Regions from separate parts of the Mus musculus genome. Here all the other regions are linked to region 2. A link is a loop called in an ENCODE intact Hi-C map of the cell type or tissue named here. Cell type or tissue: left cerebral cortex. All regions are shown on one strand.

What was found. Hi-C counts contacts between places; a loop is a spot of excess contacts. Peaks named below come from ENCODE experiments on the same cell type or tissue, not always from the same donor. Only the 100,000 strongest peaks of a DNase experiment are listed, where the experiment ranks them.
Region 1: it touches region 2 in a loop (4-fold over the local background); 3 of 42 quality-filtered maps call a loop at or near these places.
Region 3: a loop joins it to region 2, with 4 times the contacts of the local background. A loop is called at or near these places in 2 of 42 quality-filtered maps.

Annotation. Positions count from the first base shown.
Region 1 is chr12:102,249,005-102,257,004 of GRCm38, reverse strand. It overlaps Slc24a4 (solute carrier family 24 (sodium/potassium/calcium exchanger), member 4), which reads right to left. Exons shown (of 17, transcript NM_001362345.1): 13 at 2,329-2,495. It overlaps Gm25203 (a small nucleolar RNA gene), which reads left to right and starts at 3,318; the gene lies at 3,318-3,532. It also overlaps the pseudogene Rnu3b-ps3. In left cerebral cortex, CTCF peaks have their summits at 1,830 (motif pointing left) and 4,897; DNase peaks (open chromatin) are centred at 4,334, 4,747, 5,730, 6,409 and 1 more place; H3K27ac peaks cover 1,624 bases.
Region 2 is chr12:102,186,427-102,194,426 of GRCm38, reverse strand. The region is part of intron 2 of Slc24a4 (solute carrier family 24 (sodium/potassium/calcium exchanger), member 4); the gene reads right to left. Among named protein-coding and RNA genes, the nearest start is that of Slc24a4, 62 kb to the right of the region's middle. In left cerebral cortex, a CTCF peak has its summit at 3,245; a DNase peak (open chromatin) is centred at 3,413; H3K27ac peaks cover 292 bases.
Region 3 is chr12:102,298,899-102,306,898 of GRCm38, reverse strand. The region is part of intron 1 of Rin3 (Ras and Rab interactor 3); the gene reads right to left. Among named protein-coding and RNA genes, the nearest start is that of Rin3, 20 kb to the right of the region's middle. In left cerebral cortex, no CTCF peak of the experiment used is centred here; DNase peaks (open chromatin) are centred at 3,640, 4,013, 4,345, 7,017 and 3 more places; H3K27ac peaks cover 246 bases.

The DNA of each region.
Region 1 (8,000 bases), 63 kb before region 2:
TGATGATAATGGACTGAACCTCTGTACCTTTAAGCCAGCCCCAATTAAATATTGCCCTTTATAAGACTTGCCTTGGTCATGGTGTCTGTTCACAGCAGTGAAACCCTAATTAAGACATCAAGCTACCATGGAGTTCCTAGAACTGTCTCTCCTTTTATAACTACTGAACCATATGGCTAAGAAGGAGCAGGGTGGAGGAATAGATAATCCACACAATTTGTGTGTATGCCCATATGCTCCAGGGTCAGGGGTCAGGGATATCACATGGGTCTTTTTCTACCCTGGACTCAAGGCCTGTACTCCAAGCCTCCAGACGTGCAGACTTTAAACAGGAAGCAGAGCTGTGTTCCGAGCTTCTCTTTGTTCTCCAGTGTCCCCAGTTGTGCTTCACTTCTCCCTGGAGCCTCATTAGGACATTATCCATAAGCATGGACCACCAGAGAAGGCACACCTTAGAGTCAAAGTGAGCTCAGAGACACTCTCTTCTTACACACTCTTACCCCCAGGACAGTTCTAAACCAAGGCCATCAACATTCAAAGCCCTCCCACAGGTCAGACTGGCCTAGCAGGGTGTCTCTCATGCCCCCAGTCTAACCTGGGCTAGGAGTCTGGTCTTCTAAACAAAAGCCGGATTTGTAAATGAAGATACTGGAGGTGGGAGTGTCCCAGCTCATTGCCACTGAGAGCTACTGACCCCATTTTCCGTAATAAGAGAAGAATCTCACAAAATCTTTAATCCCCATCCCTACTCAAATGTCGCAACATACTCTTTTTTTTTTTTTTAACTTGTCATGTTTTGGGAACATGGTTTAGTAAGAAACATCACCCGGTCCCTTTAAAACATAAAGATGGCTACACTCATTCTACTGAGGGAAATGAGAGACGAGATTCAGTTATTTCAAGGCACAGTTATCGTTTTTGAGAGGTGTCTTTTTCTAGGGATGTGGGTAGAAACTACATCAAGCTCTTTTCCCAACACAGAAAAACAAGCCTCCCCCCGCCCCCGCCAAAAAAAAAAAAAAAAAAAAAACCACAAAAAACATTCCATGTGCTATTCAGGATCCTAACAGCTATGTTCTGCACACACAGGGTTGGGGAGAAGGGAAATGAGGTGGTGGCTTCGTGGGGAGCAGGGTGCCTAACAATAGGCCAATGGCCTTAAAAGGCAGTGGTGGTCACCCCAACTTCACAGAGGGGCTCTGCTTGGCTCCAGGAGTTGGGTCAGTGAGTCACCTGCTCAGTTTGAATGGTCTTAAGAGGTAGAGCTAGGCTTCAAATCTATTCTCTTGGGCAGGGTTTGTGGCTCAGTGATCCAGTACTTGCCTAGCATATGCAAGGCCCTGTGTGGCTCCCCACAGCCCATCCTTCCTGCTAACCTGCATTCTTCCTATACAGTGGTTCTCAACCTGGGGGGGGGGGTGGTTCGGCCCTTTGGGGGGGTCAAATGACCCATTTACAGGGGTGGCATATCAGATATTTACATTAAGATTCACAACAATAGCAGAATAACAGTTATGGAGTAGTAACAAAAGTAATTTTATGGTTGGGGTCACCACAACGAGAGGAACTATATTAAAGGGCTGCAACATTAGGAAGGTTGGGAGCACTGCTCTAGGGTAAAGGGTAAGGGGCTCTTGTGCCCACAGAGAACTTCTCCTGGCCCCACTGCCTCACAAGCCCTGCTCACCTTCCCTCCTGTGGGCCTCTGTGTTAGGAAGCAAAGGAAATGACTTAATGTTCTGCAAGCATCTGACAGATAGATGCCCTTCCCAATGAATGGAAATCCAGCCCTGTCCTCTCTAGTTGCTCCTAGGCCCCCTGCTGGAAACCTGCACTAGTTTTCAACTCTCCCCAGCTATTCATACAACTGTGAGTTCTCCATGCCTCAGTTTCTCTATCAGTAAAATGGGGATGCTAAAAGTACTTATTTCATGGGTCTGCTATCAGGCTAAAACTGGGCTTCTACAAAATTGTGCTGTGTGCTTGGCACACAGAAAGGGGCAGCTTTTTGACAGAGAGTTCTGGCTACCTCTCACTGATATCATTTCCTTCCTTTATATTCTTCTGATGACCCTAGAAATGAGGGGCCGGTTACTTTGTTCATCCCCCAACCCCAGAGCAGTCTCTTGCATGTCTCCCCTCCCAGTGCCCATTCCCACCTCAGAGGGAACAAAGAACAGGGTCTACCCTTGGGCACACAGCAGGAAATGTTAGTGCTCTGTTAATACCACACTCTATGAGAAAGAGGTTGAGGTCAGCAAGGCCGGTGCTTGCCCTCAGGTGGGACCTCAGCTTGGAAGACACTAGGCAGGGGCTCCCATCACTCACCAGCCACACCATGAGGTAGGAGAACACGGCAATCCACAGAGTGGCCGTGATGAAGGTGACCATGAAGAACTTCTCCCAGCGGGGCTTGCTGCAGTTGGGGATGGTGACACACAGGAGGAAGATGAGGGGCCACGTGAACACCCACTTAGCCTTGTCGCCTTTTGCCTCTGCAAGGGGGTGTGGGGTAGAACAGGGAGTGGGAGAGAAAGACATTGGGTTACACGGCTGCTAGTCTACCCTTGCTCTACTGTTTCAAGTTAACCTTGGTATGACTTTAAGCTGCTGAGGCCAAAGAATTGTCCTCATCAAGTCACTTGGAAGAATCAGGATCACCCAAAACTTTAGTCCATTGTAATCCTTAAAATGACCAGATAAGGAAGGTGAACCAACAGCAGGGATGGCGCCAGTACAGGGGAACGGGGAGGGGGCAGGGGATATCAGCTCTGGTATCAGGCAGCCTGGAACAATTCCATCACCTCTTCCGGGGATAAGGGTCAAGCTAGGACAATGGCAGTGTAATAATGAACCCAGGGAGAGTAGCAGGCATGGCGTTGAGCACTTTGCACCTTGCTGTCTTCATCTTTTCATCTTGGTTGGTGCAAGAATGATGTGACCTGGTGTGTGGGAAGCACCAGGTGTGTGGCCCAGCACCAAGGAGGAAGACACAACACCTACAACTCACATTCAAGACCCCAAAAGCTGACGGGGAGTGTTAGTGTGTGTATATAAGAAGGGCAAGTACTGGGGCTGGCAAGATGGTTTTGTAGGTAAAAGTCCCACTGTTTCACTGTATGACTGACTTCTAAGCATTGTCCTCTAGGGGCTGGAGAGACAGCTCAACAGTTAGCACTGGCTGCTCTTCCAGCACCACCATGGAACTCACAACTGTAACCTGTTTCAGTGGATTCAACACCCTCGTACAGACATACATGCAGGCAAAACACTAATGTACATAAGATAAAAGTAAGTTACTTAAAAAAAATGTCCTCAGGACTATACTTTCAGGGATCATTTCTATAGTTCGTTACTAGAAAGGTTTCTCTGACTGTGTAGAGCACCCGAAACCACGAGGACGAGATGTAGCGTCCCCTCCTAAGTGTGAAGCCGGTTCTAGGTGCTGCTTGATTGCAGCTGCCTCTTGCCATTGATGATCGTTCTTCCCTCCTTCAGGAGGGTGAGAGGGAGAGAACGCAGTCTGAGTGGAAAAAAAAAAAAGAAAAAAATGTCCTCTAAACCTCCATAGAACACATGCACACCCACTCTCACAAACACACACACAGATGACAAAATAAAATATTGCATTACACACACACAGTTCTGTATGTATTTATTTTGTGTGGGTGAATGGATGGGGGTCTGCATCATGATGCTGGCTTGTGCAGGTCAGAGGAAAACTTGTGGGAGTTGGTTCTCTCCTTCCACCATGTGGGTCTGGGTGATTGAACTCAAGACATCAGGCTTGGCAGCAAGAGCCATTGTCTTATGAGCCATCTCACTGGCCCTCAAATATTTCAGAAACGAAGTATTCACGATCCTCTGAAGAACACACACAGACAGTTCTCCAGAACAGACTGAGTGTGAGGCTGTAGAACCAGACCCACTGAGGTTAGAAGGACTGACATCAGTCAGAGTGCACTTGCCAACCTCAAAGGAATGGAATCAGAATTCAGTATTGGGAGGGAAGCTGGAAGATTTGCAAATATGTCGATCTTACGTAGCATAGTCCTAAGTAACTGTCAGGTCAGAGACGAAATCACAAGGGGAATTAGGAAATACTGGAGGACACAGAAAACAAAATATAAAAGGTGAAAACTGATGGGCCATGGTAGAGGCAGGCTCTGAAGGCAATTCCTGACGGTAAATGCCCAACAGTGGGAACCATTTAAAACCCATGACCTCATGCTCCTCCCACAACAAGGAAAAAAAAAAGAAGAAGTGAGAATTAAGTTCAAGAATGGAGAAGGAAGAGGTGGGCTGTGGAGGATCCCTGGAGCATGAGCTAGTCAGACTAGCAGAACTGGAGATCCTGTCTCTAAAACAAGCTACATGGCCCCTGAGAAATGACACCTCAAATTCACTTCTGGCCTACACACACACACACACACACACACACACACACACACACACACACACACACACTATTCTTTAGTCATTAAGAAAATGCAATTAAAAATTATTTCACACCCATAGCTATGACTATAGCAAAAAGACATAGTAATATTGGCAAAGATGTGGAAAAGTGCAGACCCTCACATACTGGTGTTATGAATGCAAAATGTCTAGACTCCCTAGAAAGCAGTCCAACAAAGAGTTTGGCAGAGCTGACTTGTGACTCAGGATTGGACTCCTCCATACACATCCAAGAGAGATGAAGATAAATGTTGTCACAAAGACTCAAACGCTCTCACAGTTGCCCCAGATGGAGACAACTCAACTCAGGCTCCAGGGAGGAAAGCCAGTGTGGTACGTAGGTCCTGAAGGACTGAAACTCAGCAGGGTGGAACGCTGGAAAGATTCTGACAAGGAGGGAAGCCAGACACTAAAGTCACATTGTGTTAGGCTCCATCCAGAGGACATGTCTGGAACAGGATAGTTCAGATACAGAAAGGAGACCAGTGGTTCTCAGGATGGGAGGAGATGGGACCAGAGTCTTTACTTGTGGGTATTTTTGGTGATTTTTTTATAATAAAAATATTTAGGAATTATATATTGATGACAGTCACATTGTCCTGTGAATACAGAAAGAAAAGATATCATAACGGGTCCAATTTATGGCATAAGAATTATATCTAATTATTTTTTTAAATTGCAGAGCAAATTGGAGTGTGTCAGTTTCAGAGCTGTGTATGTGTACCTTTTTTTTTCTTCCTAAATAACCGAAGTGTGTTTACTTACAAAAACAAGACAAAGTAACAACAACAACAACCCACCCCAAGCTGCTTACAAGGGGCAAAGAGAATGGTTAGCCGGAGATCAGCAAGTCAGTTGGTTATCCATCCAGATGCTGCTACTAGAAAAACATCTGTCTCCTATGTATTTCTAAAGACACCTCTCCTACTGTGTGAACCCAGCATAGACAGGAGAATAGTTTCTATCCTGTGGCCTGTCCCAAATTCCAGACTCTTGCTAACTACATCACAACCCATCCTGACTGCTGAGACATCCTACGACCTCATGCTCAGAAGAATTCACTTTGGGGAATTGTGACCCTGGCTACCTAAATACCCAGGAACCTCTCTGTAGATAGACACAAACTGCAGAAGGGCACATTTCTTGTTTCATAGACACAAAATTTTACCAGGCATTTGTCCTTTTGCTGCTACAGGCTTTGCATATTGTTTTGACATCTGTCTTCATCGTGGTCCCACCCAGGCAGTTAGGCATCACCACCCACCACTGGTTTCCTAGGAAACAATCCTCTAGTGGACTCTGTCTCTACTGCTGTGGTTTTTTAACAGTTGGGTGTCATATACTGGTGGATCAGACAGTCGCTTTAGTGGGTGGGAACTAGTATTTCCTTTAAAAGAAATGAAATCAGTGGGTGATACACAGTGAAAGCTAAATGTTATTTCACGAAACCTCTCTCTCTCTCTCTCTCTGTGTGTGTGTGTGTGTACATATATGCACATGAGTGTGGAGGCCAGGGGTCAACCTTGAGTGTCCTTCCTCAGGATTCATCTACTTGGCTTATTTCTGACAGGGTTTCTCACTGGAAACTGGGTACCATTTCCTCTAGGCTGCTTAGCCTTTGAGCTGGTGTCCACTGGCGTCTCAGTGAGGTCTACAGGCACACACCGCCAAGAATTATTTTTAAAAGGCAGTGAGGCCATCGCAAGGGACATCCAACACTGATGGTTCAGTTCACGGATGGTTCATTCTTGCCTCCCAAGTGACAGCTACCTCCACTCTCCTGGAGGTTCCTCCTGGTGCCCAGCCCTTCCCTTTCCTGTGCACTGCCAGGACAAAACATCATCACAGCGGATACTGATGGATACATCAACTCCCAGGAGAAGAAGATAGGGCCTGATAGCATGTCTTTCCCTAAGTCTCTGATTTCTCTCTTAAAGTAGAACATTACAGTTTAATTATGCGATAAAAAAGTATTTAAAATGAACCGCAACAGAACAGATGGCCCATCATGCCGGAGGGAAAAGAACAGATGTAGTAGTTGATGAAAACCTCACACTAATTTGGATGGTTAACTAATTAGATGCTTCAGTTAAGGGAGTGGCTAACTAGTGGTCCTGGGGGTGGACTGCACCCCTGGCTGGTAAAGAGAATTTCTTGGGCCCTGGAGCTAAGAGTCCCCATGGCTGACAGTGTCACTATTTCTTAAACTCAGAATCCCTTGGTAGGATCTAACCATCTTACAGGGCTGATGCCTTGGAAGGTCTGGATGAAGGGTCTGAGAATTTGTATTTTTTTTTTTTAAAAGGTTAGGTCTCTACTAAGTTGTCCAGGTTGACCTCCAACTCTTGGCTCCTCTCACTTCAGCCTGCAGCAGTTGGAGCCACAGACAGTTGGAGAGACGGTTCAGGGGTTAAAAGCACTAGCTGTTCTTCCAGGGGACCCAGGCTTGTTTCTCAGCATCTTCATGGTGGTTCACAACTGCCTGTAACTCCAGTTCCAGAGGATCTGACACCATCTTCTGCCTATCTGTGCACGAGGCATGCAAATGGTACAGACACACAGGCAGGCAAAACATTCATAAACATGAAGAAGAGGGGGAGGAGGGGGAGGAGGAGGAGAGAGAGGAAGGGGAGGAGGATGTGTTTCTAAGTAGTTCCTGGTGGTTGCTTATTTCTAGGGAGTTCTTTAGTGGTGGCTTAGGCTGGACCATAGTTTGAGAACCATACTGTAGGTTAACTCCATTTGCAAACATTTGAGATGTAATTACCACATTAAAAAGTCACCCACTTAACATGTTTGGTTAGGTAGGATTTAGTACTTACATAGCCTTAGCTCCAGTACAATAACATTCTAGATGGTTTTCATCGTCCTCAGGAGAAACCCATATCTATTAATAGTTTTCGCTACCTCCTCTAAACTCTGGGAACTCTGGGCTTGTTTTCAACCTCCAGACTTAATTATTCTGCACATCTCACCTAAGTGAAACAGAGATGGGTTTTTGTGTGCCTGGCTTCTTTCACTTAGCACAATGTCCATGTGGCACATGCTAATACTGTATTCTTTTTTCACAGATGGACAGTATTCAACCATATGATTATGTCTTTTTTCAGGGTTGGGGATGCATCTGCCAGGCTCAACTACTGAGCTGCACCCCCCCCCCCCCCATCCTGCATCCCCATCCTGTATGGACCATATTATACTTAGCCTTCCTTCACTTAGTGGATGTTCAGGTTATTCCTACTTCAAGGCTACTATGAATAGTGTGGATTGAATGTAAGTGTTTGTATGTTTCCATTACACACACACACACACACACACACACACACACACACACACACACACACACACAACTGCAGGGTCCACAGTAACCCTATTTCACATTTTGAGAAACTGCTGCTGTGCTGTCTAAAGCAGCAACAATATTTACTCCCCTTTCAGCAATGTGCAAAGTACTTTTCTTCCATCTTTTGGATAATATTGTTATCATCTTTCTTCTTTGACTTAGGTTACTTTAAGGGTGTAAAGTGGCATGTCACTGTTCT
Region 2 (8,000 bases):
CTAAGGGTCTGGAACAGCTCGTGGGTCACCTGCACAGCCCACCACAGTTCCAGTGGTATCAGAGATACCCTGGAGTGATTTCTGAGAGAGAACTTAATGTGCAGAGCCAGAAAAGATAGAGGGGAGGGTGTGGGTCCTCAGTTCTGAACACTTTGGGGTCCAGAGATGTAGCTCAGCAGGCAGAGTACTTGCCTTGTATACAAGAAGCCCCGGGTTCAATTCCCTGCATGATGTGAATCAGGCATGATGGTACAGGCTGTCATCCCAGCACCGAGGAAGGGGAGGTAAGAGGATCGGAATTCAGGGACATCCTTAGCTACAGGAAATTTAAGGCCAGTGTGGCTATGTGAAACCATGTCTCAAGAAGAAAAATAATGACAGCACACGTGGGGACCATGGGTGGTTACAGCATATGAATCCAGGGTCCCACAGCTCCCAGGACTCACACACCACAGGGCGTTTGACATGCACAGCTCACTTTTTCCTGTAATTATGAACCCTGCTCACCTTCACCCTTGTGAGTTGGTAAAGTCATCCAGGGACTATAGTCAGCCCATGAAAAATCTGGAAGATTCTAGGACAGCAGTTCTCAACCTGTGGGTCTCAACTCTTTTTTAGGTAAAGCGACAATTTCACCAGGGTCACATATCAGATATTTACACTATAGTTCATAACAGGAGCGAATTTATACAGTTATAAAGTAGAAGCAAGGTAATTTTATGGTTTGGGGTCACCACAGCATGAGGAACTGTATTAAAGGGCCCCAACATTAGGAAGGTTGAGGTCCTATGCCCTCCCTAGATTGTCAGCCCATCAACCAGGAAACTGGGCATGTGGCCTGTTTCTCTTCTTTCATAAGCATTGGGGTTCAGAGGGAAAGGGGATGGGGTGTGCTGAATGTACGTGGCCTGGTCTGGACTTCAGGGAGAAACTGGAGCATCGTGGGGAGAGTACTAATCTCTGGCACTGTGACTCTCCTTGTTCTCTAGACTTTCTTCCTACAAGACCACTTACCTGGCTGGACATACCCACCCTGGCGTATTGCAGAGAGAGTAGGAGTGCAGGTAGTGCATGGAGAGGTTAGACAACTCACCCGAGGTCACATAGTAAGCAACACAGTTGGGATTCGAACTTAGGCAGTCTGGATTTGCTATCACAAAGAGCTGACCCTCTACGTGGGGGAATGCTCTTCCCAGTGATTGTCCCTTTGAGGAGTCCTCCATGACACTCTGAGGCACATGGATGGTGCTTTTAAGTTCCTCTGAGCCTTCAATGTATACCTACTGGGGTGGCTGTTCTGCTGTAATTATTCCTGTTTCCACATGTCAGCCATACTAGCCCAAGGGGGCCCACAGCTAGATAGGGGAATCATGGCTGACTAGGCAGTCCCATTTATTTCCAGCTTCTTTTGTATTGAGACTGACTCATTAGCAACTCTTCAAACACATGTTTGTCCTAGGCATACAAACTGTAGGCTAAAATCCGTACTTGTGTTTGCTGAGCCCAGGACTCCCAGCAAACACCAATGCCCACACGGAGGAAAACCAAACTGAACGGGAAACTCTCCACTCAGGTCAGTGGGATGAAGCCAAATGAGTGGCTGCCTCTTACTGTGGCCCATCACCATGGGATCTCCTCACAAGTGACTGAACATTCAATAAGATACTACTGAGTATGTCCTGAACTGGAGTGCAGGGGTCAAAGTCAAGGGTAAAACTGACAGGCTATGTGGCCCAAAGGTAGCAACTGCATCCATGGTGTCCTGGACACAGCCTATATCTTCTCTGCCCGAGCTGGTCCTCTCACTCCCTCTCATCCCTTCCCCTTTCTCCCTCTATCCAGTATGCTCTGGATCATGATAGGTCACAGTGGTATTCCACTGAAGCTTGAGTGCTGTCTGCCATCTTCCCCAACCAGGCAGGTTCTCCTCCCTGCACACCTGCATGTTCTCCTCCCTGCACACCTGCATGTTCTCCTCCCCGCCCACCTGCAGGTTCTTCTCTCTGCACACCTGCATGTTCTCCTCCCTGCACACCTGCAGGTTCTCCTCCCCGCCCACCTGCAGGTTCTTCTCTCTGCACACCTGCATGTTCTCCTCCCTGCACACCTGCAGGTTCTCCTCCCTGCACACCTGCATCTTCTCCTCCCTGCACACCTGCAAGATCTCTTCCCTGCACCCCTGCAGGTTCTTCTCTCTGCACACCCACAGGCTCTCCTCCATGCACACCTGCAGGTGGTTCCATTACTCTCCTCTGTCCATCTTCACAGTGAATGAATTTTACTCCCTCTGTTGTAATTCTCCAGATCCACACGAACCCTTCCTTCCAGAGCCTCCAGTTACCCAAGGAGTGAAGGGTCCTCTCCTCCACGTTCCCAGTCTTGGCAGCCAGCTGAATTCCTGCTCCAGAGGCTGGCATAAGGAGCTGAGGAAGAGTCCAGGTTTCATGAGCAATAGAACAGCTGCCACTGAAACATGTCTCCCAGTAGCCTTCTCTCCAAAACTGTTCATAGGTGACCACATATCTCGCACTCCCCAGTGATGCCCACTCCAGCTCTGAGCTGGTGCCAGCCTCATCTCTTTTGGGTCTAATGTGATTGGGCCAGTCTGGTCTTCAGAGGCCCTTCATGGCTTTTACTGACCCAAAGATGAGATCACTTAGTTCAGCACTAAAACAGCCTGTGACCATTAGCTTCCAACACATTTGGCAACCCTGATGCCCAATTTTGGATGTTGACCTGAGTGGATCAATGGATATGTGGACAACTGGGGCTGCCGAGATGATGGGTGTTTGGCATCCATTCATCACTCGGTTTGGTTTTATGGTTTGTTCTCAGTAGGGGTACTGAGGGGTCAGGGCCTATTGGGAGACAAATCCCATACATTCTATAGGTTCAAAATCCCAGTGTGTTAGTGCACCAGTGTTGCAAGTGAGAAGAGTTTTGGTAGGAAAGACCTTTCTATGGGTGAATGCATAGGTTACCTTTACTGATCCCCAGCATGTTGATTCTGGGTCACACCAAACAGAACACACACACATACACCACACACCACACACCCTCCCCTGCTCCAAGAGCTGTGGGAGAGCCCTGTGACAGACCATTGCCTTAACACTTGTAAGGCCTTGGGTTTGATCCTTCATACTCCAAAATGTAAAGAAAATTGATTTGATGCTAGCCTGCAGAGGCTCAGGCTCCACAGCTCTGCTCACCTTCTCACACATGCAAAGCTCTTCCCTCGTCGCCAGTCGGCAAGAGAGTGAAGGAAGCGACTCTTGACTCATTACAGATCCATTTTCAAGCCAAAGACACAAACCCAAATAACTCTAGGCCGTGATGGTTCACTTAGTCACAGATGGCCACAAGCAAAAGTGACTCAGGCTGGAGCCAGGCGGGAACAGCAGGTGCCGGGCACAGAAGGCGGCTGGCTCCTGTGCTGTGGGAGTCTCAGAATAGACACCTCTGCATTCCCAAGTACAACCTCAGCCAGCCACTCTGGTGGATTTCACACTAGGCTCAACGACAAGCAGCTGAGAACCAACTGTGAAGTGCCGCAGCTAAAGGACCATAAAGACAACGAAGCTGAGTGTGTGTGCATGTGTGTGTGCTGGGGAATACGTGTACATGGGTGTGCTGCTGCATATAAGGGCCACAGGATTGTGTCAGGTGTCCTGCTCTATCCACTTTTCCTCCTTATTCCTTTGAGGCCGTCTCTCACTGAACCTAGAGATAGGGTGGCAGCCAGGAAGCTCCAGCAAGCCTACTATGTCTTTACTATCACAATGCTAGGGTTATGGGCACGAGTATAGCCATGCCCAGCTTTTTATGTGGGTGCTGGAGATTTGAACTCAAGTCCTTGTGTTAGTACAAGCGCTCTACTTATTAAGCCATCTCAGCCCCTCAGTCTGATTTTTAACAAATGATAGCCAAGATAGCATATAAACATGATGCTATCGTGATACACATAAACACTGTCACCAAAGGGAGTCAGAGATGGAACTAATGAGGTGTCACTTAAAAGTAGAGAGCAGGAAGAGCAGCCATGAAAGTGGAGAGCCATCTCAAAACAGCCAATGATCAGACTCTCACAGAGCAAAGCACACTGCCCAGGGAGTCCAACATGGCATGTCCACACAGACAGACAGACAGACTGGCCTTAGAGGGGTCAACAGCAAGGGGATCCAGACTTCCTATGGAACCTTGCACTATGGCCTTCCTGCTCTAGAAATGCATCAATTCTATTTTATAAGAAATATGTCTTGGGGTCAGGGAGATGGCTCAGTGGGTAAAGGCTATGGCCAATGATCTGATTTAAATCCCCAGGACCCACACAGTTAAAGGAGAGTAGTGAGTCCTCAAAGATTTGTCATCTGACTTCCTTGGGTGCTCTCTCTCTCCCTCCCTCCCTCCCTCCCTCCCTCTCTCTCTCTGCATACTACCCTCCCTCCCTCTTCTCCTCCCTTCCTCCCTACCCTATCCTGTCTTACACACACATTAAAAAAAACATTAAAAATGGGTGTGATTTTTCCCTAAGCCAAGCAAAACCTTCCTATTTATAAAGAACATGGCATACACAGACTGGGAAGAAGAGTCCAGGGGTCACGGCAGCATGAGCTCTATCCAGAGCTTGGCCTCCTGGATGGATATGGACAGCATGGCTGCTTCTTTCCATGAGGGACAGTAGTACTCAGTGCTCATGCTCACTGCACAGTCCATGCTGACAGTTGGTTACTAGCTGGACAATGATGGAACCTTTCAGAACCTTCAGTTAGCAATTGTCCTATAGAAAACCCCAGTAGAGGCGCTGCTATGCGACTTTGGATCCTGCAAATGATGGGAAAGGAAAGCAAGCCCAGACCAATGGCTTTATCCCCTCTGATCTTTGACACCTCCTCTGCACACCTTGGAAGGCTTGGCTGGGATGGAACCTCAGAGTCTTACAGCACATAGTGCATAAGCAACAGAAATTCACTGTTCTTAAGGCTCAGAGGCTCAAGATCAAGGTGTCAGAATCCCTATCAGTGACATCCCTTTTATGTGTCCTTATGTGACAGGCAAAACAAGATCTCCTCAGGCTTGGATACTGGTGCCTCATTTCCCCAGATATGCTCGCCAGTTCAATGCATTCCTTTCCCTCACATGGAGAAAGGAGCCATAATGTCCTCCTGTGGCCAGAGCAGGCGGATGAGAACACAGAGATGAGCCAATCCCATCTGCACCTGGAGATCATCTGCACCTGGAGATCATCTGCACCTGGAGATCATCTGCACCTGGAGATCATCTGCACCTGGAGATCATCTGCACCTGGAGATCATCTGCACCTGGGGCTCATCTGCACCTGGAGATCATCTGCACCTGGGGATCATCTGCACCTGGGGATCATCTGCACCTGGGGATCTCAGACAAGGCAGTAGATGGTGCTGACGTTTCAGTCATCTGAAGGCTTCATTCAGTGTGGGGCATGAGTAGTACCAGCTGGAAACCTGTCTTTGTCACCTGCACTCCTGTGAGTCCTAGGAGACAGATGGAAGCTGCTAATGGAGTCTCCAATGAGCATGTAATCTTTTTCTGTCACATGCTACTGATCTAGAAAGTCCTATGCCCAGACTCAGAGGGAGGGATCATGACAACACAGTGACAGAGCCACATTACAGGAGAGTGGACATGGTGCTGTTGCCAGGGATGGCCATGACAAACCCCTGCCATACCGATTCCCATGCGGGTCAGACACATTCAGCTGCTCCCCAGTGCTGTCTGAGGTCTTCTCTTCCCATGGCAATGTTGCCAAGTTTCATTCACCAAGGCACATTTCTCAGGCCCTTTGTTGGTGCACAGGACCAGATACCCTATTCTCACCAGTGCAGGAACATATATTGTCCAGATCCACCAGTCAGGCAGCATGTGTGTTTATTCCACCAAAAAGGAGGCTGAGCAACAATAGGGAAAGAGCCTGGGTCTCTAAGATACCGTATGAAAGGTGTTCCATCAGCCAGGAACCCAATCTGGAATACTATTAAGATGATGTAATATCAGGGCTTGCCACACAGAATAGCATCACCTGACCCAATATTACACTACCTCCCTGGCCACATGGGACCTGTGGTTCCTAAAGTTAGAACCATCAGGTCCCCAGGCCACTTGCGCTAAAATCTGTTGACTGTGAGTGAGGGAAAGAGTAAAGAGGCCTAAAGAAACGCCTGAAGGGGCTAGGGGCCTGCAGAGGAGCCCTGCCCTGCCCTGTCCTGCCTGCAACAAGGGGCAAAGCAGAAACCATTTTAATCAAACCCATGTTAGGTTTTAAAGTGGGGAGACCAAGTGGTCAGAGGCAGTCCCCCTGTCAGGAGGGGCTGAACATGGGCAAAGGTAGTAAGACGTGTTTGTGAGTCTCTCCCATGTGACATGGAAGAGGTCCTGTCTGTTAGCAGCTGACTCCCCTGTGTTTGGGATATATACCGGAGTAGTCAGGCCCAGTATGCTGATGTGGCTGCTCTCCTTTTTTTTTTTTTTTTTTTTTTGTGATCCCAGAGGAAACTATCAGCCTGAACTGTGAGGAAGAAGATGGAATTGGTGGGGACAATGCAGGAGAGAAGACACTGGCCTGGACACTGCCAGGTCACTGGAAGCTAGGAAGACCGATCCAGAGGAGCAGGGTAGCCTAGGCCAGGGGAAGAAGGGTGGAGAGGGATCCTATATGATGGGGCTCCTGTAAACATATGGGGGAAGGAAGATGCCCTGCTTGGCCAAAGGGACTTCCTCGAATCACATCAAACAAGCAGAGAGGCGCCAGCTATGAGACCAAACAACCGGAAGAAAACAAATAGAAGTGGGTGCTTGGGAATTTGACTCTCAGGGAAGGAGGGAGCCTGAGGGCCAGCAAAGATTTGAGCAGCAAAGTTCAGGAGCCCAGGGAAGGCACCGGAAGTGACAGCTACTAATGAGCAAGGGTGCCCTGGGATTTGAGGAAGGGCAGAGGTTATGCTTTGGAGGATGCGGCAGGGATGGAGGCAGAGAGGATGCAGCTTTGCCCCTGAGGAGTCCTGTGTCCCAGGCCATGTCATCACTCCACTTAACTTTCGGTGTGATCGTCTTTGACTTCGTAGCAAGGCAGGAGTTATGGGGAGGGACAGGACAAGCCAGAAGGGAGGCCAGAGAAGCTGGGTGGGGTTGGATTCTAGCGGCCGTGTTAGCTTGGGCTGTACAGCCCTCAGGGCCTAGCACAATTTATCCAGAGAGCAGTTTGCAGAGGATGAGAGGTCTGGGGGTCTGGGTTCAGATTCCAGCTCAGCCACCGCTGGAAGAGGTGTCAGGAAGCCTCGGTTACTCATGCAGTAGTACCCACTGTGTGCTGTGAGCATCCAGTGTCAGGGTGGATGGAAGGGTCCCATGGGAGAGATGGGCAAGAGACAACGGTACCCTTCCAAGGGCAGAGTGAGAAAAAGGTTGTATACTTCTCAGGCCCTTTGCTGGTACATGGGGCCAGATGTCCTGTTCTCACTAGTTTAAGAACATGTACCCTCCAGACCCACCAGTCAGGCAGCATACATGTTTATTCTACCAAAGGAGGCTGAGCCACAGCAGGAAGGAGCCTGGGTCCTTGAGTGACCATATGGAAGTTGCTCTACGGGACAGGAGCTCAGTCTGGAACATGGCATAAGGGACAGATCCTTCCTGTGCTGAGATACTGTGGCTGCAATGCTGGATAGTAAGTATCACTGTATCCAGAAAGTATCAAAAGTGCCTACAAGTTTACAGACTATCCTGTGGACACCCATGTATCCATGTATCCATCCTGGCTCAGACAATGATCAGTGCATGGCTGATGTGATCTCTCTCTCTCCCCCTCCTCTCACACCCTTCTCTCTTCCTTTGCTGAACTCTCCTGTACCCCACCCTCCATTTATTTGGAAGAAAACCCCAGCTAAATTTCATATAAACCATTTAATACCATGATAAAATTTCTACCAACAATGAAGCACAGAATCACCACATGGTCCAGCAGCGAT
Region 3 (8,000 bases), 110 kb before region 2:
GGAGGAGCTAAGAGTTACAGATCTTCATCTGAAGGCCACTAATAGACTGCCTTCCAGGCAGTTAGGAGGAGGGTCTTAAAGTCCATGCCTACAATGACACTTCCTTCACCAAGGTCACAGCTCCTAACACTGCCACTCCCTGGGCCAAACATATTTAAACCACCATAGCAGCTTCCGGGGCAGGCTTCTGGCTGAAGGTAACACGCTTTTTGTGTGAGCAGGAGGACCCGAGTTCAGATCCCCTTCACACACAGAAAAGACAAGCGTGAGAGCTCATATCTGTTACCTAGTGTTGGAGCGAGGGGAATAGATGCAATCCGTGGAGCTAGCTGGTCAGCCCATCTACCCAAAATGGCAAGCTCCAGGTCCAGTAAGAGATCTCATCTCAAAAAATAAGGAATATCAAAAGATGGCCTAATCGGCCATCACTGGAAAGAGAGGCCCATTGGACACGTAAACTTTGTATGCCCCAGTACAGGGGAACGCCAGGGCCAAAAAGGGGGAGTGGGTGTGTAGGGGAGTGGGGGTGGGTGGGTATGGGGGACTTTTGGTATAGCATTGGAAATGTAAATGAGCTAAATACCTAATAAAAAATGGAAAAAAAAAAGAGTGGGAAAGAAAAAAAAATAAGGAATGATGGAGGAAGACATCCAACATCAAGCTCTGGCCTCCATATGAACATGCATGGATGCACACATGAACACACACACATCACCCCACCACACACACACACACATACACACACACACACACACACACACACACACCTCCCCTGCCCAGTGTCCATCCCTAAGAAATGGTCAGATAAGCTTTTGGGCAGTCAACCCTTGGCTGCCACAGCTGTTACAAGGCACTGATATCAGCCACTGCAGAAACTCTCAAAACCCTAAAGACAGCATTGCTATTCATTGCTTATTCACCCCAGGGGCAGAGGCAAAAGGGACATAAGTCCTCAGCTCTGAGGAGAAGTCATTGAGGACCATAAGGAAAAAACAACACGGAACAAAACCCAACCAACCAACCAAACAAAAAAACAAAAACCACAAAGCCTGAAACTCTGTTCTACTGAGTCAGGGAGAAAGAAGAAGGGAGGAGGAGGAGGAGGGAGACACATGAGACACAGTGTTCACGTTGATGAGAGAGGAGCTGCCATAAGAATTCTTTGTTCTGTTCTTGCAGCTACCCTGGGAGTCTGGAATGGAGCCCAAAGAGAAAGTCCTAAAATCAAACAAACAAAACCACCAGAATACGCAGAGCAATAAACATACTGCATCTATGCTCACTCCTAAGACATTCAGAACAGCTGTGCATTTGCTCTGTGGACACAGCTTACCCATGTGGGTGAGGGTGCTCCCTGAGTGCATCCTGGCAGGGATAAGGGAACCTTTGACCAGACTTCTAAGACTTACCGAAAAACAAAGACCCAAGGCCAATGTGCCATATAGTGGATGTCACAAGCTGGGTTGCAGCTACACAAGGCATTGCCGAGTTTCCTGTAGGTTTCTCTGGGCTTGGAATATTTTTCGTTTTTAAATGACATTGTGTACGGGTGTGGAGGGGGAGCCCATGTGCTACAACAGTGTGGAGGTCAGAGGACAACCTGTGGGAGTCCAGTTGGTTCTTTCCTTTTATCACGTGGGTCGTAGGGATCAAAGTCAGGCTGTCAGGCTTGGCAGCAAGCGCTTTACCTGCTGAGCTATCTCATCAGCCCCGTGCTCAGTACATTTGTTTGAAAAAACAGAGAGCCCATATGCTTACACTGCTTCTCTGAGGTGTTGGGGGAAGGTAGTCTGAGGAACCCAAGCTGGTTCCTTCTGCCAGTACAGCCCCTTCACCCCATCTGATATTAGACCTCTGGGGTCAGGAGCTCACTACCTCCCCGGGCAGCTCAGTCTCAGCAGCAATTAGCCATTTCCCAACAGATGACATGACAGCTGTGCTTTGCATCCTCAGAGCTTTGAAGTTAGGTCAGAAGCCTGCACATCCATATGAAGAAGGAGAACGAGACCATCCTTCAGGTAGACTTGGGGTCCAGGGCACTTTTAGGGAGCAGCTTGGGCAGCCATCTCAAGGGCACCATGGCAGAAACCCTAAGAAGACCATTGGGAAATGTTCCTCTTTCTTGTGCCGCTATAGAACTTGGGGCAAAGAACAGCAGCTGATAGTGACAGCCATCAGATCTGAAAGCCCCGACTTAGGATGCCCACAATAGCAAAGACAGGCTGCAGTCCCAGGAAGGGATAGAGCTTTATTCCGGGGCCACCCTACCCTGTGAGCCTCTTGTCCTCAGTAAAACAGGGAGACCATACCATTTGCCTTAGCATTGAGGCAAGAGCTAAAGCAGACAACACAGTCCAGTGCTCCGTTCAGAGCAAATGGCACCTGTTCTAAGAGATGGAGGCCTCAGACCAGTCTCAGGACAGAGGCAAGGCTGAAGTGACAACAGGCAGGACGGGGAAGTAAGCCCTCTAGAAGAGAGAGGGTGGGGCTAGGACTGGGGAGATGGCTCAGTGGATAAAGTGCTTGCTGTGCTGAGGATCTGAACTGGGGATGCCAACGTGCAGGGATAATCCCAGTGCCAAGGAGGCAATGATGAGATCAGGTTTTGCTAGCCAGACACTTTTACCAGTTGGTGAGGTCTAGGATTCACCAAGAGACTCTTGCTTTTTCTGTACTTTGCAAGGCTGTGGTTGACAACCCCTTCCCCCTAACATCCCTCCTCAACTCTGCCATGACAGAATGTCGACCTCCCTCCCAGGGATTCTGTCCCACCCAGGCTGAGCAGTCCCTACAGCTTGCAGCACTCACAGGAACATCTGCCGGCTATTTTTTCCAGACAGACAACAGACGCCGAGCCGAGTGCTGGCACACACCACCTCTAGAAATATGCTGACCAAGCAGTCACTTTTAAAATAGTTCTTAAAGTGTCTTAACACAATGGTTTCTAAGATTGTCACAGTCGTGCAGCCATCACCACTAGTCTTGGGACATTTTGGCCACCAGTCAGTCCCCATCCCCCATCCCCCCGGGCCCCCAGTCCCACTCATCTGTTTACTCTCTTCACAGACTCCTCTTCTAGGTATTTCCTGTAAGGGAACCTGGGCACTGTTTAGTTTCTTCCACCCTGCGTAACATTCACGAGGTTCACCGGCATTACCATGGTGACTAGTAGTCTTTCAGGGCTTCTGTATCAACCTTTTGTTTCTTATTGACAGATGGCATTGCTTTATATGGACAGACTGCATTCTACCTATCCAGTCAGTTCCTATTAACAAGACCTAGGGTATCTGGGGGCCTGGGGTGGGGCACACTCCTCTTGTCCCAGCACTCGGGAGGCAGATGCTGGCAGATCTCTGTGACTTTGAGGCCAGCCTTCTCTACAGAGTAAGTTCCAGGACAGCCAGGGGGACACAAACAAAATAAAACAAGTTCTAAGGTAGCAAGCATCAGTTTTCTATAGAGCATCAATAATTGGAGACATTGTAGCAAACTAGCTTGTTTGCGGGTGGAGTTACGTTGTAGAAATGATAGGAGACAAGGACTCATGAGTGGAGTGGTTCATAACAGATGCTGTTGTTGGCACAGCAGGCGTGGCCCCAGGCATGGTGTCTGACTGTGGACCAGGCATCTCACTTCTCGCTTCAGGAAAAGCTTCTTCAGGAAAAGGAGACGGTTGGGCTCAACCTCAGGCTCGTAGGTTGAATTTCCCCACATGAACCCCAGCTGTTGACAGTACTCAGACTAACATTAAATTGAGGGCACCAGAGCAAGAATGTGGATCAATTAGTGATGTCTGTGGGGGTGTTCCACATGGGAGAACAGCTGTGCCTGATGCTCTACATGACTTAGGCCAAGGACTGAGGTTCCTCCCAGCTCTTGGAATCCCATGTCTCTGCAACTTAGCTGACCCTTGGCTGTGGACCTCTGAAGGCTTCTCTTTCTAGAGGGGCTGGCCCTGCCCCAGAAGACAGCCCAGAAAAGGCAGGAGGCCAGGCCAGCTTCATCTCTTCTGCCAGACCCTTCCTACTGAGTGTGCACAATGTAGCCCCAGCTGCTGCCTCTTTTCTGGTCTGGCCCAGGCTGCTGGGCAGCAGGAGCTAAATCAGAGCTTAGGGGCCTGTGAGATGGAGAAGTGGCTGGATTTAAAACCCTCACCAATGTTCCACAGACACCTGCAGCCCATATCCAGGGTAGAATGACTGTTCACGGTCCAGACCAGTATCCACAGGCGCTTGTGGCTTCCAGGATCAGGCCCGTCCCCCCAAACACTGAAAGCCTTGCATGGTAAGGTAGGACCTGCACAGTTTTGCCAACCACTGGCCAGTTCTGCAGGCTGCCCACAGCCTCTCAGAGGGGAAGTCAGCTCAAGCAGGTCTTCCGGTTGCCGGAAATAACGAGAGCAGACCAGGTCACCTCAGGTCATACGTCACAGCCCACATCAAGGGGTCTGGCAAGTCAGAAGCCTTCCCGCTTTCTGTGTCTGCCTGCAGAGGTCTTTGTCTCTCCTAAGTGAGCCACAGCCCAATTTTCAGCCCTACCTTACTGAACGTACCAAGGGTTCCAGCCTTCCCTCTAGACCCACACTCACTTCCATACAGGCCCCACGGAGGCCACAGAGGCACTGGCTTCAGTGTTATGGCTGTTCTGATGGCAGCTCTACAGTAGGCCATCCCCAAGCTTAGTTTCTCAGATGCTCTAACCTGTTCACAGTGGCACACCCTCTGTCTGTCTCCATCCTTGGCTGCTCCATCACCTCTGTGCCCTAGACACCTACTCACCATATACCCACTCACCAGACCCCACCTCATGACTTGAGTCTTTGTATCTTCCTCTAGAACTTCTTCTGGATCACAGGTTCTAGCCCTCCCTGCTCATGTTTGACCTGGCCAGGCTCACCCTACATCATGACTACGCCCTGAGTCTTGGATAAGACTGTCTACTCCCATGGGTCTCAGTGATTATACCACTTCTTGACCATCAGTATGAAGAAGGGCTGTGTTCTGTGTTGCCTGGTGTTTAGGCTGTGCTCTTGTTTGCTCTCTATTGCTATGAGAAAACGCTGACCAAAACTAACTTGGGGGAGGAAATGGTTTATCTGATTTACAGGTCTGGATCACAGCCCATCACTGAGTGAAGTCAGGGCAGGAACTAAACCAAGAGTAGAGGCAGGAACCATGGAGGAAAGCTGCCTACTGGCTTGCTCTCCCTGGCTTGCTCAACCTGTTTCTTATACACCCCAGAACCATCTGTCTAGGGGTGGCACCACCCATAGTGGGCTACAGCCTCCCCCATTAATTGCTGATCAACAAAATGCCACATGGACTTGTCTTCAGGCCAGTCTGATGGAGGTTGTGGTGGCTTGAATAAGAATGGCCTCCACAGGCTCATATAGTTGAATGCTTGGTCTCTAGCTGGCAGAACCACTTGGGAGGGATTAGGAGGTGTGGCCTTGTTGGAGGAGGTGTATCTCTGGTAGGCACTGAGGTTTCAAAAGCCCATGCTATTCCTAATTAGTGATTTTTCTCTGCCTACAATTTGGGAATAAGATGTAAGCTCTCAGCTGCTGCTCCAGCATCACTTGCTTGCCTGCTGCTATGCTCCATGCCATAATGGCCACTGACTTAACCCCTGGAATTGTAAGCCCCAAGACACTGGGTCTTCTATAAGTTGCCTTGGTCATGGTGTTTTTGTCATGGCAATAGAAAAGCAACTAAGAAATATTCTCTCAATTGAGGTTCCCTCTTCCTAGATGACCATAGCTTGCCTAGCTAGCACAGGGTATGAATTTGAAAACCAGGAAGCCTGCAGAAAGAGTCCCAGCTGAGTGGTTTTTTACAAGTGACTGCTCCTGTCTTTGCTTCTCTGTGCATATATTTAACTGGAGGCAGGAGCCTGAGTACTTTATTTACTGGTTGTAAGAGTTTAAGACCATGCTTCAGTGGAAGCACAGCTCAATAATGGGTACCACCCACCTGTCTGTCTATCCATCCATCTGTCTGTCCACCCATCTGTCCATCCATCCATCCATCCATCCATCCATACATCTGTCCATTCATCTATCCATCCATCCATTCATCCATCAATCTATCCATCCATCCATTCATTCATCAATCTATCATCCATCCATCTGTCCATTCATCTGTCCATCCATCCATCTATCTATCTATCCATCCATCCATTCATCCATCAATCCATCCATCCATCCATCCATTCATCCACCCATCTACCCATCTAGCCATCCATCTCTTATATTGATTCAGGACCTGCCAATTCTAGGCTGATCACAATAGTACTGAAATAAATGTTACAACTGACAGGCTGTAGAGATGGCTCAGTTATTAAAGTGTGTACTGCTCTTGCAGAGAAGCTGAGTTTTGTTCTAAGCACCCAAACTGGGTGGCTCACAACCAGTTGTAACTCCAGTTCCAGGGAACCTGACATCTCTTTTAGATTTTATGTATCAGCACTCACATGTATCTCTCTCTCTTTCACACACACCCCTAAAAATAAAATAAATCTTTAAAACAAAGAGCATCTGGCATCCTGTGCCCACCCCAAAGAGACACTGAGAAACATCACTAGATGTGGAGATGGGATGAAGGAGGCAGGATTCAGGGATGCGTGTGCTGGTCCAGACTGAAGGTAAAAGCCTCAAAGGTGCCAGCCCCCATGGCAGAGACAAGCCCTGTGCACATGTGCCAACCACCCATGTCAGGATGCTCTCACCTATGCAGGGACAGAGAGAGGGTGGTGGAGAAAAAGAGGCTCTCCATGGCACCCTGCCATCCTTTCTGATTTCGAATCGTGTGACTCCACTGTCTGCTGAGGAGGTAACAAAGGTGGCTTGGAATTCCCAGAAAGCCAAGGTCTCCTTAAGAGGATTCCCTGTATGTAGCTGAGAAGCACTGAGAAACACCTTACAGTCCCATCCACAGAGCTCGGCCCTCTCTGGACTAAGTGTATCTATGGTAGGCCATCCAGAATGCAAATCTGTTTCCTGTGGCATGAGTCACAGGTGAGGAGAATGGAAAAATGGAATGGTGAAGGTGTCCAGCCCCACCCACGTGGCTCCCTCCTTCCCGTCTCTCTTTGGTGCTGAGAATGTCTACAACCTAGGCTCTGCACTGAGCAGGGGTAGAGGAGAAAAACCAGAATGAGGTATAAAGACACATTGGTGTTACAGACAATAGCCATCCATACTAGACCTATGAGTAACTTTAGATGCTGAACTTAATGTAAACACTGGAATATTGTACAGTCATTACATTATTCCTAAAGCGCTCTGCATTTAGATGACGGGAACATGAGGAGAGACAGCTTCCATGAAGGGTAACCATTTAACTTAGAACACAATTGCAGATGCACATGGCTTTTGACCCAGCAGCCGTGGAGGGTTCCCTTTACTGGAGTTGCCATGGGCAAAGTGACTCATGGGACAGCCGGTACTCTCTGGAGTCGCTGAGACATTGTCTGTACAGGAGGAATGCCTGGAAACAACCTGCATGCAGATTGATAAGGGGGAAATGGAGGGCAGAGTCTGCAACTGAAAAACAAACATGCAGAGGAGACTGTGTGCTGACGAGGGAGGGATGACTGGGTAGTTAAGGACAAAAAGACAGAATGGTGTGAGTCCTGAGTTCCTCTGCTGGACAGAGTGGAGGTGGTGTTGAATATGGAGGGAGGAGGAGGGGAGGAGGGAGAGGAGGAGAGGGGGAAAGGGAGGAAGAGGGGGAAGAGGGAGGAGGAGGGGAGGAGGGAGAGGGGAGAGAGGAGGGAGGGAGAGGGGAAGAGGGAGGAGGAGGGAGGAAGAGGGGAGGAAGGTGGGGAGGGAAGGGTACTGTGGGCTTCTTCATATGAAGATCCAGAGATTTTTGCTTCCTTTTTACTTTTCTGTACAGACCGCACTCTTTGGGGGGGGGGGCAGGGGTGGTGTGAGACATGGTTTCTCTGTGTATCCTTGGCTGTTCTTGCTCTGTGGACCAGGCTGGCTTGGAACTCAT